2 separate regions of the Homo sapiens genome follow, and region 1 is linked to region 2. Evidence: read pairs that join two places in POLR2A ChIA-PET (ENCODE). Cell type or tissue: PC-9. All regions are shown on one strand.

Region 1 (8,000 bases), 1.4 Mb after region 2:
TTTGTTTTTGAGACTGAGTTTCACTCTTGTTGCCCAGGCGGGAGTGCAATGGCGCGATCTCAGCTCACCACAACTTCTCCCTCCCGGGTTCAAGTGATTCTCCTGCCTCAGCCTCCTGAGTAGCTGAGATTACAGGCATGTGCCACCACACCCGGCTAATTTTGTATTTTTAGTAGAGACGGGGTTTCTCCATGTTGCTCAGGCTGCTCTCAAACTCCCAACCTCAGGTTATCCACCCACCTCTGCCTCCCAAAGTGCTGGAATTACAGGCGTGAGCCACCACACCAGGCCATTTTTATCACTGTTTATTTGAATTTAGTTTCATTAGCTACATTTGTATGCCAGATAAAAAAGATAATGTAGGCTGGGCACAGTGGCTCACGCCTGTAATCCCAGCACTTTGGGAGGCCGAGGTGGGCAGATCAGGAGGTCAGGAGATCAAGACCACATCCTGGCTAACACAGTGAAACCCCGTCTCTACTAAAAATACAAAAAATTAGCCGGGCATGGTGGCGGGCGCCTGTAGTCCCAGCTACTTGGGAGGCCGAGGCAGGAGAATGGCGTGAACCTGGGAGGCAGAGCTTGCGGTGAGCCGAGGTCGTGCCACTGCACTCCAGCCTGGGCGACAGAGCGGGACTCCGTCTCAAAAAAACAATAAATAAATAAAAATAATGTAACCAACAAGTGATAGCTAGTAAATGGAAGAACTGTGAGATGTAGTTAAATTAGCGATGCTTTAGATACTTTCATAAAAGCAGTCATATCATGGATAAATAAAAGTTGAAACTCATATTGTGATTTCCCTAATATTTGATAGAATTATTTATATTTCATAGGATTTTTGTTTTTTGGTTTGGAAATTAGAAAATTTACTTTTTGCAATTTCCCTCCAGGTAACTTAGATATATTTAGTACATTACGTTCCTCTTGCTTGTATCGACATCATTCAAGAGCTCTTCAAAGCATTTGTTCAGATCTTCAGTACTGGCCAGGTATGAAGCAACAACCATAAATTGTGGAAAAAAAAATATTTATTTACTATAGTCTGATTTGTCTTTCTTAATGGTATTAATTCTAAACATTCATTTGCAATTCACAGGACCTAAAGAGTATTTGGAATTAATGAGTTTGGGTACTTCTGTATAATTTTTAATCTGGAAAATATATAGGAGCTAAATTTTGAGCGTGATAGTGCCACAATAAATCAAACTCCAGGGAACTTATCTACGCTTGTTTCAAGATAAATGACTAACCACATTTGCTTACTCATCCTCACTTTCAAAAGCCCATTGAAATTAATTTTATATATATATATATGAGAAAAAAAGAGCAACAACAGAAGCGTTCCGTTAACGGACGAGAAATTTGAGGGCTTTCAGTAAGTTGTAAAATAAGTGACATCAAATTGACAGTAAAATCAAATTTGCATTTATTCATATAATTTTTGAATACAAGGCACTAGTGATAGATGTCAGGTGATAGTGATCACTGTAAATGAAAAAGACATGTTTTCTACCTTCATGGGACTAATGGTGTCATGAAAGAGGTGAGTACTTCTGTTTCCAGTAGTAGAACTCAGGAAAAACCCCACTTCCAGAGCCAGTAAAATTGGGCACTGGGATGGGATGGAATAAACAGTTGAAGATTGCCAGAAATGGGCCAATCACAGTGCAGATATGGCCTTTAACCTTTAGATAAATTAGCAAAAAACACCTTTCTAATAAGACGTCTGTGTGTGTGTGTGTGTGTGTGTGTGTGTGTGTGTGTGTGTGTGTGTCGAGGGACATCTGTCTGTGGAGACTCCTGGTTTGAGCATTGATGCCAAGGAAAGAAAGAAGCTAGCACCCCAGATTACTTTGGTTTTGAATTACACATTCGCTAAAGTATTCTGCTCATTTAGCATAGTCCATGTTTTATATTCTAAGTATATTTACTTTTGCTAGTGTTGAGGATACCCATTTGTAGTCAATACTGATGACTGTATTTGTTTTGTTTTGTTTTGTTTTTGAGATGGAGTTTTCCTCTTGTGACCCAGGCTGGAGTGCAGTGGCACTTCCTGGGTTCAAGCAATTCTCCTGCCTCAGCCTCCTGAGGAGCTGGGATTACAGGTTCCCACCACCAGGCCCAGCTAATTTTTGTATTTTTAGTAGAGACGGGGTTTCACCATGTTGGCCGGGCTGGTCTCAGAACTCCTGACCTTAGGTGATCCGCCTGCCTTGGCCTTCTAAAGTGTTGGGATGACAGCATGAGCCACGGTGCCAGGCCCTGATCACTGTATTCTTATTTATAAATACAAATGGATTACCAAGAATCCACATATTTGAGGAAAACTTAAAGCATAAAAGAGAGGCACCAATTTCAGCAAAGAGACTAATAACCCTCTAAAGAAATAGTTAATGCAGAAGACAGAAGAAGACAGCTGATACGTTTTTAGCTATTGTTGGAAGATGTATAAAAACTGAGCGTGTGTTACCTAGGGTATGAAAACTATCTTAATAAATTTTCCTAATGTTGTAACTCTGAGGTTAGATTCTCTCAATGTCAGAAAATAAAGATAAAAATCCAGTAACAGAAAAGACAGCTTAAAAAAATACCTAAATACGGCCAGGCACAGTGGCTTATGCCTGTAATCCCAGCACTTTGGTAGGCCGAGGAGGGTGGATCACAAGGTCAGAAGTTCAAGACCAGCCTGGCCAACATAGTGAAACCCCATCTCTACTAAAAATACAAAAATTAGCCAGGCATGGTGGCGTGTGCCTGTAATCCCAGCTACTTGGGAGGCTGAGGCAGGAGAATCACTTGAACCCAGGAGGCGGAGGTTGCAGTGAGCCGAGACCGCGCCACTGAACTCCAGCCTGGCAACAGAGCGAGACTCCGTCTCAAAAAACAAAAAAGACAAAAAAAACCTAAATACTTGAAATTTTTAAAACCCTTTTCTAAATGTCTCACGACTGAATGGAAATAAAACCGGGATTACAGACACTCAGTAATGAACCACAGTGAAAATCTGTATATCAGACTCTTGGTGAGGACAAAATGACATTGAGGGCGTTATATAATTTACTGAGAAATCAGGCTGGATGCAGTGGCTTATGCCTGTAATCCCAGCACTTTGGGAGGCTGAGTCAGGTGGATCACCTGAGGTCGGGAGTTCAAGACCAGCATGGCCAACATGGTAAAACCCCGTTCTCCACTAAAAAAGAAATACAAAATTAGCCAGGTGTGGTGGCACATGCCTGTAATCTCAGCTACTCGGGAGGCTGAGGCAGGATAATCGCTTGAACCTGGGAGATGGAAGTTTCAGTGAGCCAAGATGGCACCTCCATCCTGGGCAACAGAGCAAGACTTTGTCTCAAAAAGAAAAAAAAATTTAAGATATAAAGATAGAAAATAAATTGAATTTCTGAAAAATAATAGAAGAAATTAATACACACAAAGCAAACATTTTAAAATAATAGGTGGAAATAGTTTTAATTAAACCAAAAACAAATTTAGTATAAAAAAAGGAACAATTTAACAATTCTGATTAAGAAACAACAGGAAAATACAGACAGTATTAGAAGTATGAGTGGGAATTGCCATGGATATGTGAAGGTTTTAAAATTGCAAGGTAGTATGTGTAACTTTATGTCAAAAATAAAAATATGTTGAAATGGACAATTGTCTAAGCAATTAATTAACAAAGTTAACCCAAGAAGAGATAGGATAATAACCATGAAGTTTAAAAGACAGTATTTTAAAAATATTGTCCCTTTGCCCCAGAGGCACTAGGTTCAGATAATTTTTATGGCTGCATTCTTCTAGAATCTTGAGTTTCTTTTTAATTTAAAACCTTATTAAAAAGAAAAAGATAGAGTTCCCTATTTATTCCATGAGATTGCTGTTAGTAAAACTTTTTAGTATTAGCATAAGGCCAGGCACTGTGGATCACACCTGTAATCCCAACACTTTGGGATGATCGCTTGAAGCCAGGAGTTCAAAACAAGCCCAGACATCATCTCAACAACAGCAACAAAAATTAGCCCGTCGTGGTATCATGCCCCTGTAGTTCTGGATACTTGGGAGGCTGAGGTGAAAGGTTTGCTTGAGCCCAAAGTTCAAGGTTACAGTGAGCTATGATCATGCCACCGTACTTCAGCTTGAGTGACAGCAAGATCCTATCTAAAAAATATATATATGTATATATGTATGTATCTGTGTCTGAATGTATATACACACGCAAGCACGACAGAGGAACAAAATAGATGTGTTTCACTTAACAGAAATCCTAAATAAAATCTGAAGAAAGCAAATCTAGAAATGTGCTAAAAATATTATATCATGATTAAGGAATACAAAAGTGATTTAAGATTATTAGTAAGTCAATTTATCATATTGATTAGAAAAGAAAAATATCATTATTTCAATGTATGATAAAAAGACATGATATATTTTAATTGCTGTGCTTCCTGAAAACTCTTAGAAAGTTAGAAATGGAAGGAAACTTAAAATTTATTAAACATCTATTATGTTCCTGTTAATTTGAGAAACATGGAGTATCCTGGTTTTTTTTTCAGCATTAATTTGGAGATTCTGAACAATATGATTTAAAAGAAAACGAAATGAGCCATATGTAAGTCAAAAGAAGGAGTAAAATTATAATTTGCAGGTGATAACGATTGTTTACCAGAAAATTCAAGAAAATCATCCAAAAGGCTGTTGAAATAAAGAGTTCACTGCATTGTCCATACCAGATAAATGCATAAAAATCAATAGCTTTCTTATATTCTAGCGGCAGGTTTTATTTACAATTTCTTTAAAACCCAGTAAATGTTTTATCCTGACAGGAAATATACAACATAGATATATACACACATACACACGTGTGTGTATGAAGCTTTACTGAAGGAAATGAAAGAGGAACTGAGTGAAATAAAATAAGGCCATAATCCTATTTGGAAGAACTAGGTATTACAACAGTATCAATTTACACCCAAATTTGTAAAGTCAATACAACCCCAATCAAAACTCTAATGACCCACTTGGGAAATCGAGAAGTTGATTTTAAACTTAATTTGGAATAACTGAGTACATGTTAAAAGAATACTAATGAAGGGGATTTTATCCTACTTAAGTACATGAAAATACAGATATTTAGCCATGGAAATCAGTAGTGTAGTATTACAAATAACTAAAATTAAAAAATTTAACCTAGTGCTGACATACATCAGTGCAACAAAATTAAGAATTTTGAATCAATAAGCAAATGATGGATTATCAAATGTTATCAGCCTAAGTGGCTGTTTTGGAAAAATCAAGTTCTTTTCTTACATCATACCAAAAAAAAAAGTTCCAAATATGTTAAAGGGTTGAAAACAAAAATATAAAACTGAAAATATTAGAAGTAAGTAGACTACCTTTAAAATCTTAGTTTGGCAATGAAACTCTAATCAAGTTAAAATGCAGAAAACACAGCAAAGGTATGGCTGCACTGAGCTAATAAATTACTGTATATGATCGAAAGACAAAGACACATTAAAATAAATGTTTACAATATATATAACTAAAGATTACTATCTGTAACATCCATATTATCTAAATAAAAATGGAAAAATGTGCAAAGGACATGCATGGTCAATTTACTAAAGAAATAAAAATAAAAATAGTCAATAAAAATACAGAGGAAGCTTTTCAAAATTTTCCCACACTTGTAATCTGGGAAATGCAAAGTAAAACAAGGTACTGTTATTTTTGCCCGTCAGACTTGCACAAATTTAAAAGATTCATATTATTTAGTGTCGGCAAGGATATGAAGAAAAGGAAACTCATAAGCATTGGTGGGCACATAAATTGATAACAGCCTTTTTTAGAAAGTAGTCTCTTAGTGTCAAACAAAATTTAAACCTTAACAGTGTTTCTTTCAGGAATTCAGTCTACATCTGCTGACATACATATATAAGAATGTTCACCACAGTATTGTTTCCAGCAATAAAAACCAGAAAACAAATAATGTTCAGGGAAATGGTTGAATGAATTGCACTGTGATAAATTGGAAAAGTGTAAACAGCCATTAAACTGAATGCACTGTTCTGTTCTGAAAAATATGCACGAAAAATGAAAATTGCAAAAAATTAGGTACTATTTCTAGAGTAGTTTTTATAGAAAGAGCACCTGTGTGCATGCATACAAGGGTAGTCAGAATTGTTAACAGGTTATACTTCTGGGAAGTGGGATTGGGGCTTGAGAAATTAGAAGACACTAATTTGATACACTTACCCTTTTTTCAAAAACATTATGTAATTACCAAAAACATGTAAAAATCAGTTGTGTAGATTCAATCTATTTTAATTACTTGGTTGGGTTTTTTTTTTTTTTTGAAATCACAGTTTATCAGAGTTGATACTCAGTTTTTTAAATTATATTGTATAACCCTCTGACTTCTCTATTTACCTTTATCCCCTATCAACATAAAAAATAGGCCAGGCGCGGTGGCTCACGCCTATAATCCCAGCACTGTGGGAGGCCAAGGCAGGTGGATCACCTGAGGTTAGGAGGCTGAGGCAGGATAGTTGCTTGAACCCAGGAGGCGGAGGTTGCAGTGAGCAGCAATGCCTTGCACTCCAGCCTGGGCAACAAGAGTGAAACTCCATCTCAAATAAATAAATAAATAAATAAATAAATAAATAAATAAATAAATAAAGTTCCTTTTGAAAAAAGGAGGATAGAAAAAACTATAAGCTGGGCATGATAGATTTAAGTTCTCAGACCTAATCCCAGCTCTTTGGGAGGCTGAGGCAAGAGGACTGCTTGAGCCCAGGAGTTCAAGGCCAGCCTGGGCAATAAAAGGAGACCCCGTCTCTACAAAAAAGAAGGAAACAAAGGAAAACGTATTGAAGTGTCAGGCAAATTAGATAGACTAGGATATACAGGTAGGGTGTCAGACTTTAGAATCTTAGGCATTTTTCTTTTCCTGTAACAATTTATAGTGACAGTGAATGGTATTGTTTTATTTAGTTTTCATACAGTCTCGGGGTTTTAAAACTTTGAAATCAAGGACACGACGTCTCCAGTCTACCTCCGAGAGATTAGCTGAAACACAGAATATAGCGCCATCATTCGTGAAGGTAATTAGACCTTTTTATGATCCAAAAAGCAAATATTTTCAAGTTGTTAGAGTGAGGAGCTTCAATATCTGATTTCTTTTGTTGGCTGATAGATATTCTTCCTTCTTTCCACTAATAATAAGGGATTAGTAACCTGTGTAATCATTATACCTCTAACTCTTCTGGGCACCAGACTTGCCTCTCCACTTACTAGATTTTTTTCCCACAAACCTACACCTGTCGAGGTGTTCTCTGTATTAATGAGCAGCATCCACCCAAGCTAAAAACCTGGCTATCAACCTACGTTTGTCCATGTTGCCTTACCTCCCACATCCATTAACCACTAAAGTCCTGTTGATCCAACCTCCTAAATATTTCTTACATCTGTTCCACTGCCATAGATAGGCTATAACTATTTGTTGCCTAAATTACTGTAATGAATACTTGTTTAGTCTCCTTGCCTCTAGTCTTGCTGCGTTCAGTCCAGCCTCCAGACTGCCACCCATCAATCTTTCTAAAATAATGATCTAGTTATATTACTCTGCTTTATTGCTTACCTCCACCTGATACACTGGGAATTTCATCATTTGATCTCTACCTGCCATGTTTCTCTTCTCACCATTCAATATGCCCCTCTGTTTCCCTGCTCCTCTCTTGGCATTGAAGTCTTATATAAGATTGCTTACAGTTCTTGAGCACTGAAGGCTATTGATTCATGCCTCCGTCAGATTGTTCATAGTGTTTATTCCCTGTGTTTTAGATGTCCTATTCTCTGTAAGGCCTTTTCCATATTCCTGAGGTAGCATTGATTTACCACCATACATAATACTTCTAACATAATATCAAAATGATTTAAGAAACTTAGTTATTTATATATCTTTTTCCAGTAGACTGAAAACTTTAAGATCAGTGGTTTAT
Region 2 (8,000 bases):
AGAAGACAGTGTTTTCAAATTCAGCTGTATAACACAACCATCAGGTTAGAAACCTGCTCTCTAGTCCTTTAAGATGTAGAAAGTGTTTTCTGCAGTCATCTGATGGTTAACAATCATTATGAGGTTTCCCTCCTGAAAATTGGGGCCACTTTCATCATAATCCTTAGAACTTCACACACAATGACTGCAGTAACAAAAAGGAACCCACCTACCTAGAACCACCTACATCAGAATGATTATCCAAGTACCCAAAGACCTCAATTCTTACAGAAACAAAAGCACACATATCTTTTACTTGTAAGGCAATTAAGTATACCAAAAATATTAAAAGGGGAAAGGGTAGTACTTTATAACCGACTTGAAAGTTGTAAGTCATTTAGCTATTTACCCAAGTTCTTCACTTAATTTTAATACCTTTACATTAACTTTTCAGTTCCCCCAACACAATAAATAAATAAATAAGCCTCGTAAGTCACCTATCATCTCATCCCATCGATTCCTTCACTCGCAAATAATCAAATAATCGAGTCAGGTCTTTCTGGCTGCAAATGATTCTTTTTTCCTAAATCAGCGAACTCCCTCCAGTCACCTGTCAAAATAAGTCACTAAACCTTGCTGGAGAGCGCTAAAGGAACCAAACCTGGAATTTTAAGGGGATCCGCGGTGCTAGTTTCAGATGTGTTGCACCGAAGGGCCTGTATCGACTTCTGAGGCCTGCGCTCGAGTAGCAGTCCCTCCCTTCCCCCTCCGGCCCCTTCCAATCCCTCCACCCCGGCCTCGGCTGGTACCTGGTAAGGCTGCGAGTCCCCCCTCCGGTCGTGACAGCTGAAAAACAGGAAGAGAAGGCAGCGACATAAGACACGGCGCGGGTGGGGGGCCGGGGAGGAAGAAAACGGGGCCCCCGCCGCCCCTCCCCGCGGGAGACCTACCGAGCGCCCCAGCGCCGAGCCCCGCACGCACACGGCACAAACCCGGAGCCTCCGGAAGGGCCGGAGAGGGCGAAATGCCGCGAAGCCGGGCCCCCGCTCCCCGCCACACTGCGTTCCCGCCCGCCCGCCCGCGCGGCCGCTCCTCCTCCCCAACCCGATCCGGATCAGGGTTAACAACAAAAATGGCGGCCCGGCCAGCTCCAGATAAGGAGGAACAGCCCCCCCGCCGCCGCCCCCCGCCGCCGCCCGGCCCGAAACGAAAAGACAATTTACCCATCACTGAGTCTCTGCTGTTTCCTCGCATACATTACCATCAATGCCCGGCCTGTGAGTGTGTGTCGGGGAGGGGGGAGAGCGGCCGCGAAAGGCGGGCGGGCGCGCAGGCGGCGGCGGCGGCGGGCGGCGGGCAGCCCCGGCACCTGGGCCCGGCGCGCCCTCGGCGACTCTCATCAGCTCCCAGTTACTGGCGCCGGCGCTCCCGGGCCATCTCCCTCCGTCGACACCACGCTCACTCTCAGCCGGGGCAGCGGCGCCAACTACACGGCGGCACCGCGAACCGGGGGGAGGGGGGCAAGACGACGCGTCCGGCTCAGCCCCGCGGAGAGCGACTGCCTCCTCCGCCTTCTCCTCCTCCTGCTCCGCCGCCTCCTCCCCTCCTCCCCCCGCCGCCGCCGCTGCTGCCGCCGCCTGGTCCTTCTTCTCCTCCTCCTCCTCCCGCCGCCGCCGCCGCCGCTGGTGCCGCCGCTGCCGCTCCACCAACTACATCCGGGCAACTCGGACGCTGCCGCCTTCGGGAAACCTCGGCAGTTTCCGCCGGGCCCCTCCTCTCCCACCCTCGGCCTTCCTCCCCGCACCGCGCGGGTCCGGAACACCGCCCTCGGCAAACCTCGGCTGGCTCCGGCCTTTCTCCTCCTCTGAGGCCTGGATCTTCTCTTCGCGACCAGTCTGCCCTTTCCTTCTTTTCCTCACTCGCGAGTCGGCCACCGCCGTTCCCGTTTAGGGATAGTCTCGCTCGGGCGCCTGCTCGAGGCTGATCTCAGGGGCTCCGGGCTGCGCAGGGAGGGAGCCGCCTTCCGGAAGAGGACGGTGGGGCGCGAGGGAAGCCATCGCGGACTAAATAAGGGAGGCTGCAGCGGCTGCGCGTGCGCCCAGAGGCGCAGCGGGAGGGGGTGCTCTCGGGCGAGCTCTCCGGCCGCGGCCCCCGCCCCTGCGCTGTCGGGCGGGGAGGTCGGAAACCCCCTGGCGAGACCACGGGCGGACGCTTCCCGAAGAGCTGCCTGGGCTGCAGCCGCGGAAGCTGCGTTCTGGGGAGCGGGGAGCGTGCTCCGGCGCCTTCGGGCCGCTGCTGGAAGCCGGAACCGAGCCCGGGCCGCTGCCCCTCACCGGACGCCGCGCGCCACCGGCCCTCCGCGGGGCAGGGGCTGCTGCGAGCTCGCCGGGCGCCCTTTAGACGTAAGTCTCACCCTGCGCCCCGAGGCAGGAAGGAGCGCGTGCAGTCCCGGCCAGAAACGGCTAATAGGAAGGGCTGAGGGGTTCTGTGTTCAAGGCAGAAGGCCGTGCGTCAGGGCGGCCCTCAGCGGAGATGCGTGCACGGAGCGGGGAGCGCCGCTCGGGGCAGGGAATGAAAGCGGCGCTTGAGACTGGAAATTTAGGGAGATGAGTTCCTTGGGAACAACGCTGAACCATCTCACTGCCCCACCCTACCCCTTGTTATTTTTTTTTGAGACAGGTCTCGCGCTGTCGTCCAGTCTGAGTGCAGTGACGCGATCACGGCTCACTGCAGCCTCGACCTCCGGGGCTTACGGGTCATCCCACCTCAGCCCTCTAAGTAGCTGGCACCACGGGCATGCACCACCACACCCGGCTAATTTTTTAAAAAAAGTTTTTCCGGAGATAGGGTCTCGCTGTGTTACCCAGGCTGGTCTCGAACCCCTGGCCTGAAGCGATCCTCCCGCCTCGGCCTCCCAAAGTGCTGGGATTACAGGCGTGAGCCACTGCGCTCGGCTTTTCACCCCTTTCTAACGTTTTCCATCCCTTTCTAACGTTTTCCATACCCAGCGGTGCCCTGCCCACCCTCTCTTTATCTCTCACTTTTCCCTCCTCTGTTTCTTCCTCGCTGAAGTCCATTGGTGAAAGAAAATTCATGTGAAAGTTCTCAGGTGTGTTAAGTGAAATTGCTACAAATTTGATTTTATGTACTGCTGCAGGTACATTGAGAGAAGAAACGTGAAGTATACCAAACAACCGTTAGTTGAGAGTGGTGGTATTCGGGTGATTGGTTGACTTTTTTTTTTTTTTTTGCACTATTTGTAAGGCAACATAGTTTAATGAAAAGAATTGTGGTAAACATAATTAGGTGATTAACACAGAAGAGGCAAATAGTAAACAAGTCAGAAGAAACAACCCCCTCCAAAAAATAAAAAGTAACTGATTTACTTGGTATCCAAGAAGTTACGTTATTGCTAGACCTAATAGAATGGAGAGATGGAATGATGTAGGGAGAAAGGCTCTGAAATCACAACTGGTTGGAAAAAAAATTTTAATTACATAATCTTATTTGTCACATCCATCTGCCAGATGTAGAGCTTATTGCTGTTTGTGGAGATGTGCAGACCAATAAAAAGCCTATTTAATGCTCTCTTAAACTACCAGTAACTAAAAAAAAAAATTGACAGTGACTGAAATTATGAAAACAAAAAAATTCGGTAGCATCTTAACATGTAATTTCTGACATATTTGTAGTGAATCCATTGAAGACAAACATCAGAGGAGTACAACAAATAACATTTCATAGAAACTTTGAAAACTGGCAGCAAAATTACTACTAATTTGTTTGATAACTAGATGTCTGCTGAAATTGGTATAAACCATTTGCTCAAAAGTAGCCAGGCATGGTGATGCATGCCTGTATTCCTAGCTACTCCCAGAGGCTGAAGCTGAACAATCACTTTAGTCCAGGAGTTCGAGACTGCAGTGAGTCATGATCACACCAGTGCACTCCAGCCTGGACGACAGAGGGAGACCCTGTCTCAAAAAGTAAATAGGCCGGATGCAGTGGGTCATGCCTGTAATCCCAGCACCTTGGGAGGCCAAGTCAGGTGGATCATTTTGAGGTCTGGAGTTTGAGACTAGCCTGGCCAACATTTTGAAACCCCATCTGTACTAAAAATATAAAAGTTAGCCAGGTGTGGTGGTGTGCGCCTGTAATCCCAGTTATTCGGGAGACTGAGGCAGGAGAATCACTTGGGCCTGGGAGGCGGAGGTTGTGGTGAGCCAAGATCTTGCCACTGCACTCCAGTCTGGGTGACAGTGAGACACTGTCTCTAAATAAAACCACATTATCAAAAGTCTGATCTGCTCTCCTTTACAGAAATACTTTATCTTTACTTCTCTCTCGAACCCACAGACTTCATTCCCACACTTCTGGACCTGTTCAAGATCATCTGTAGCATCCATGTTTTCAAGTCTGATTTTTATTTCTCAGTCTTCATCTCCACTTGTCAGCAGCATTTGACACAGCTGATAACTTTCTTCTCCTTAAAGTTCCTTATCTTGCCTACCAGGATTTCATTTTCTTTCTTGCTTCTCTTCCTTCCCAAATGGCTGTTCCTTAGACTCCTTACTGGTTTCTCCTTCTTTTCCAGCCTCTAAATGCTGGAGTGGCGTGAGATTCAAATCTTACAACCCGCACTCCTCTGTTCTCTCTCCCTAGGCAATCTCATTCAGATCTCTGGCTGGATGAAACCCACATTTGAATTTCCAGTCCACACCTTTCCTCTGAACACAAGACTCACACTTAACTGCCTACTGTATAGCACTGCTTGAGTTTCTAACAGGCATCACAAACTTAATGTATTCAAAACGAAACTCTTAATCTCCCCCCACCCCAAACAAGTCCTGCTGAGATCTTCCCAATCTCTTGAAATGACAACTCCATTCTTCTAGTGGAGGCTAAAAACTTTGGAGTCATCTTTGATTGTTTTATATCTCACATTGACTCCATCAACAAATTTTGCCAGCATTACCTTCAAAATGTATCCACAATCTGATCTCTGTAACCCACCTCCAGCAAGTTCACTCTGGTCCAAGCCACCATCATTAAACCTGGACCGTGGCAAAGGCTTTCTAACTGATCTTGCCCTTCTATGCCTGCTTCCACATTGTTTGCTGTCTCATACAGTGCAGTAATCCCTTAAAAAGTCAGATAATATTCCAATCTTGAATAAAAGCCAAAGTTATAGCCATGATCCACTAGGCCATATGTAAACTGCCTGTTACTTCTGGCTTCTTATCCACTGACTTCTTTATTTGCTCTTTTTTTGTTTTTGTTTTTGTTTTTGTTTGAGACTGATTCTCACTGTCGCCAGGCTGGAGTGCAGTGGGATGATCTTGGCTCACTGCAACCTCTGCCTCCCAGGTTCAAGCAATGCTCCTGCCTCAGCCTCCTGAGTAGCTGGGACTACAGGCACGTGCCACCACACCCAGCTAATTTTTGTATTTTTAGTAGAGACGGGGTTTCACCATGTTGGCCAGGATGGTCTCCATCTCTTGACCTCGTGATCCACCCACCTCAGCCTCCCAAAGTGCTGGGATTACAGGCGTGAGCCACCGCGCTCAGCCCTGCTTTCTCATTCTTTTCCCACCATTCTACCCTCCCTCCCTGTTTTCTCCAGTATACCAAGCATGCCTCTGCCTCAGGACCTTTGCACTGCTGTCCCTTTGCCTGGAATCCTCTTCCCCCTTAGTACTTGCTTGGCTCACACCCTCACTTCTTCAGGTCTCTGCTTAAGTCTTGTCTTGTTTAATTGAGAACTCTACATGATGGCGCCCTACCACCATGTTGCTCCCTTAACCCTGATCTATTTTTCCTAAACCATTTGCCATATATTTTGTTTATTGGTTGTTTCCCACTAGAATGAATGCTTCATGTGGCATACCATAAATATTTGTTGAATTAAAGGATATTTGCCTGCAGAAACGTATACGATAAAAATAGCAAAATTGAATTCTCAAGAGGAAAAAGCTTGGGTTCTATTTCTGTTTGCTTTGTGAAAGAATAAAAGAATTACAAATCCAGTCCTGTTCTCACAAATAAGATGGAGGATAAAGCTAGATTATTCCTAATACAGGCAAAATATTGTAATAGATATTAAAAAATGTACATGAATTTGCATGTATAGCAAATCTTAAAGCAGATTATTTACACTGCTATCTAATGAGAAATATCAAGTTTGCAAATGAGTAAAAGACCCATATTTCAACCTGTAGACTGAATACATACCAACCAATAGAGGGGAAAAACTATCAACTCATAGGTTATATATAGGTTGACCAAGATTTTAATGTGATTCTATTGAAGGAAGAACTGAAGGAAGAACCAAAAAGTGAAATCCTCAAGCCTCTAGTTGTGAAAGGGATTTTTTTTTTTTTTTTGAGACAGAGTCTGACTCTATAGCCAGGCTGGAGTGCAGTGGTGTGATCTCAGCTCCCTGCAGCCTCCACCTCCCGGGTTCAAGCGATTCTCCTGCCTCAGCCTCCCAAGTAGCTGGGACTATGGGTGCGTGCCACCACACCCAGCTAATCTTTGTGTTTTTAGTAGATGGGGTTTCACCATGTTGGCCAGGATGGTCTCGATCTCTTGACCTTGTGACCTGCCACCTCCGCCTCCCAAAGTGCTGGGATTACAGGCGTGAACCACCACGCCTGGCCAAAAGGGACTTTAAAAAGCTTTGTTGCAATTTCTAAAACATCATAAGGATATATTTCCAAAAATTTTCACATACTTCATTTCTATCTCTTTTTTCTCTGTCCTTGCCTTCCTCACAAACTCAGCCTAGTATAGTGATTAAAAGCGTGGGTTTTAGAATCAGTATGACATTGCGTAGAGCTCAGGCTACATTATTGACTACCAACATCACCTTGGGCAAATTACTAGTCTTGAGGATTATCCTGCTTTGTCTCTAAACTTCACTTAATAGGGTATAGTACTGTTTGTGAAAAGTAATTGAAATTGTGTAAATAATTTAGCAGTACCTGGCACATACATGTTTCGCTACTGGTGGTTATTCATTTTGAAAAAATAGTATTGAAGTTCTGCGTATCAAGTCTTAGGAACATAGTGTTAAGCAAAGTCACTTGGGTTTTGCTCTTATGGAGTTTGTATTTTAAGAATAATACATAACTAAAAGGAGATGCTTTGGGATCTCAGATTTGTGATATGAAGCTTTCATTCAATTATGACGAAAAATAAGAAACTGCAACAAAAATTACTATCTAGGAAAGGGGAGTAAACACCAGGACGTCACCATATCAACATATGGTACTAGGCAGGGATGATGTAAATAATGCAATCAACAGATCTTGGGAGAATTACTTACTGACTCAAGATTGGCCATTTTTTAAAGTTCTTCCAAGTAATAGATACTAAAGTTCAGCTAATATTGAGAAGCATACCCTAAACCCTTTACCTGTGTCTGGCGAAACTTCAACCTGAGTTAATCCAACCATTCATTTTCTGAGCACCTCTGAGCAGTTGCATGCTGCTGAAGATTATAAAATAATAGAATATACTGATTCCACTTAAGCCTCATCATCACCAAAATCAAATGACATAGTAATTTAGAAAGTAATAAGTGCTACAGAGAACAGTAGGTAAAGTGTTGGATGGAGGAGTAATGTTTTCAAGTAGAGTGGTTATTGAGCACATGGCGTTTGAGCAAAGATTTGAAGGTGATGAGGTAGCAAGCTATACAGGTGTCTGGAAAGGAATGTTTCTGGCAAAGGGGACAGCAAGAGCAAAGGTCCTGAGGAAAGACTGCCTAATGTGTTCAGAAATAATAAGGAAAGCTCTGTGATTGAAGGGCAGTGACTGAGAGGGAAAATATTAGGAAATGAGGTGAGGTTAAAGAAGTGGGTGGAGGAACAGACTGTGAAGAATCTTATAGGCCATTATAAGAAGATTGGCTTTTATTCTGAGTTAATTGGGAAGCCATTGAAAAGTTATGAGCAGAAAATGACATGGCTACTGTGTTGAAAATATCTGTATTGCAAGGCAAGGAGCAGGGAAACCAG

Evidence for each region. Peaks named below come from ENCODE experiments on the same cell type or tissue, not always from the same donor. Only the 100,000 strongest peaks of a DNase experiment are listed, where the experiment ranks them.
Region 1: POLR2A ChIA-PET joins it to region 2 with 5 read pairs; 2 of 35 experiments call an interaction of 5 or more read pairs at or near these places.

What each region holds. Positions count from the first base shown.
Region 1 is chr10:27,135,379-27,143,378 of GRCh38, reverse strand. It overlaps YME1L1 (YME1 like 1 ATPase), which reads left to right. Exons shown (of 19, transcript NM_014263.4): 4 at 894-992; 5 at 6,994-7,103. Among named protein-coding and RNA genes, the nearest start is that of YME1L1, 15 kb to the left of the region's middle. RefSeq lists an enhancer at 7,734-7,903. In PC-9, no CTCF peak of the experiment used is centred here; no DNase peak of the experiment used is centred here.
Region 2 is chr10:28,526,823-28,534,822 of GRCh38, reverse strand. WAC (WW domain containing adaptor with coiled-coil) reads right to left here and starts at 1,705. Exons shown (of 14, transcript NM_016628.5): 1 at 1,203-1,705; 2 at 789-825. The coding sequence starts at 1,243. WAC-AS1 (WAC antisense RNA 1) reads left to right here and starts at 2,469. Exons shown (of 3, transcript NR_033805.1): 1 at 2,469-3,088. RefSeq lists silencers at 702-951, 962-1,071, 1,222-1,301, 1,512-1,661, 2,032-2,451 and enhancers at 1,812-2,001, 1,622-2,305. In PC-9, CTCF peaks have their summits at 1,802 and 2,030; a DNase peak (open chromatin) is centred at 1,762; H3K4me3 peaks cover 3,313 bases; H3K27ac peaks cover 2,114 bases.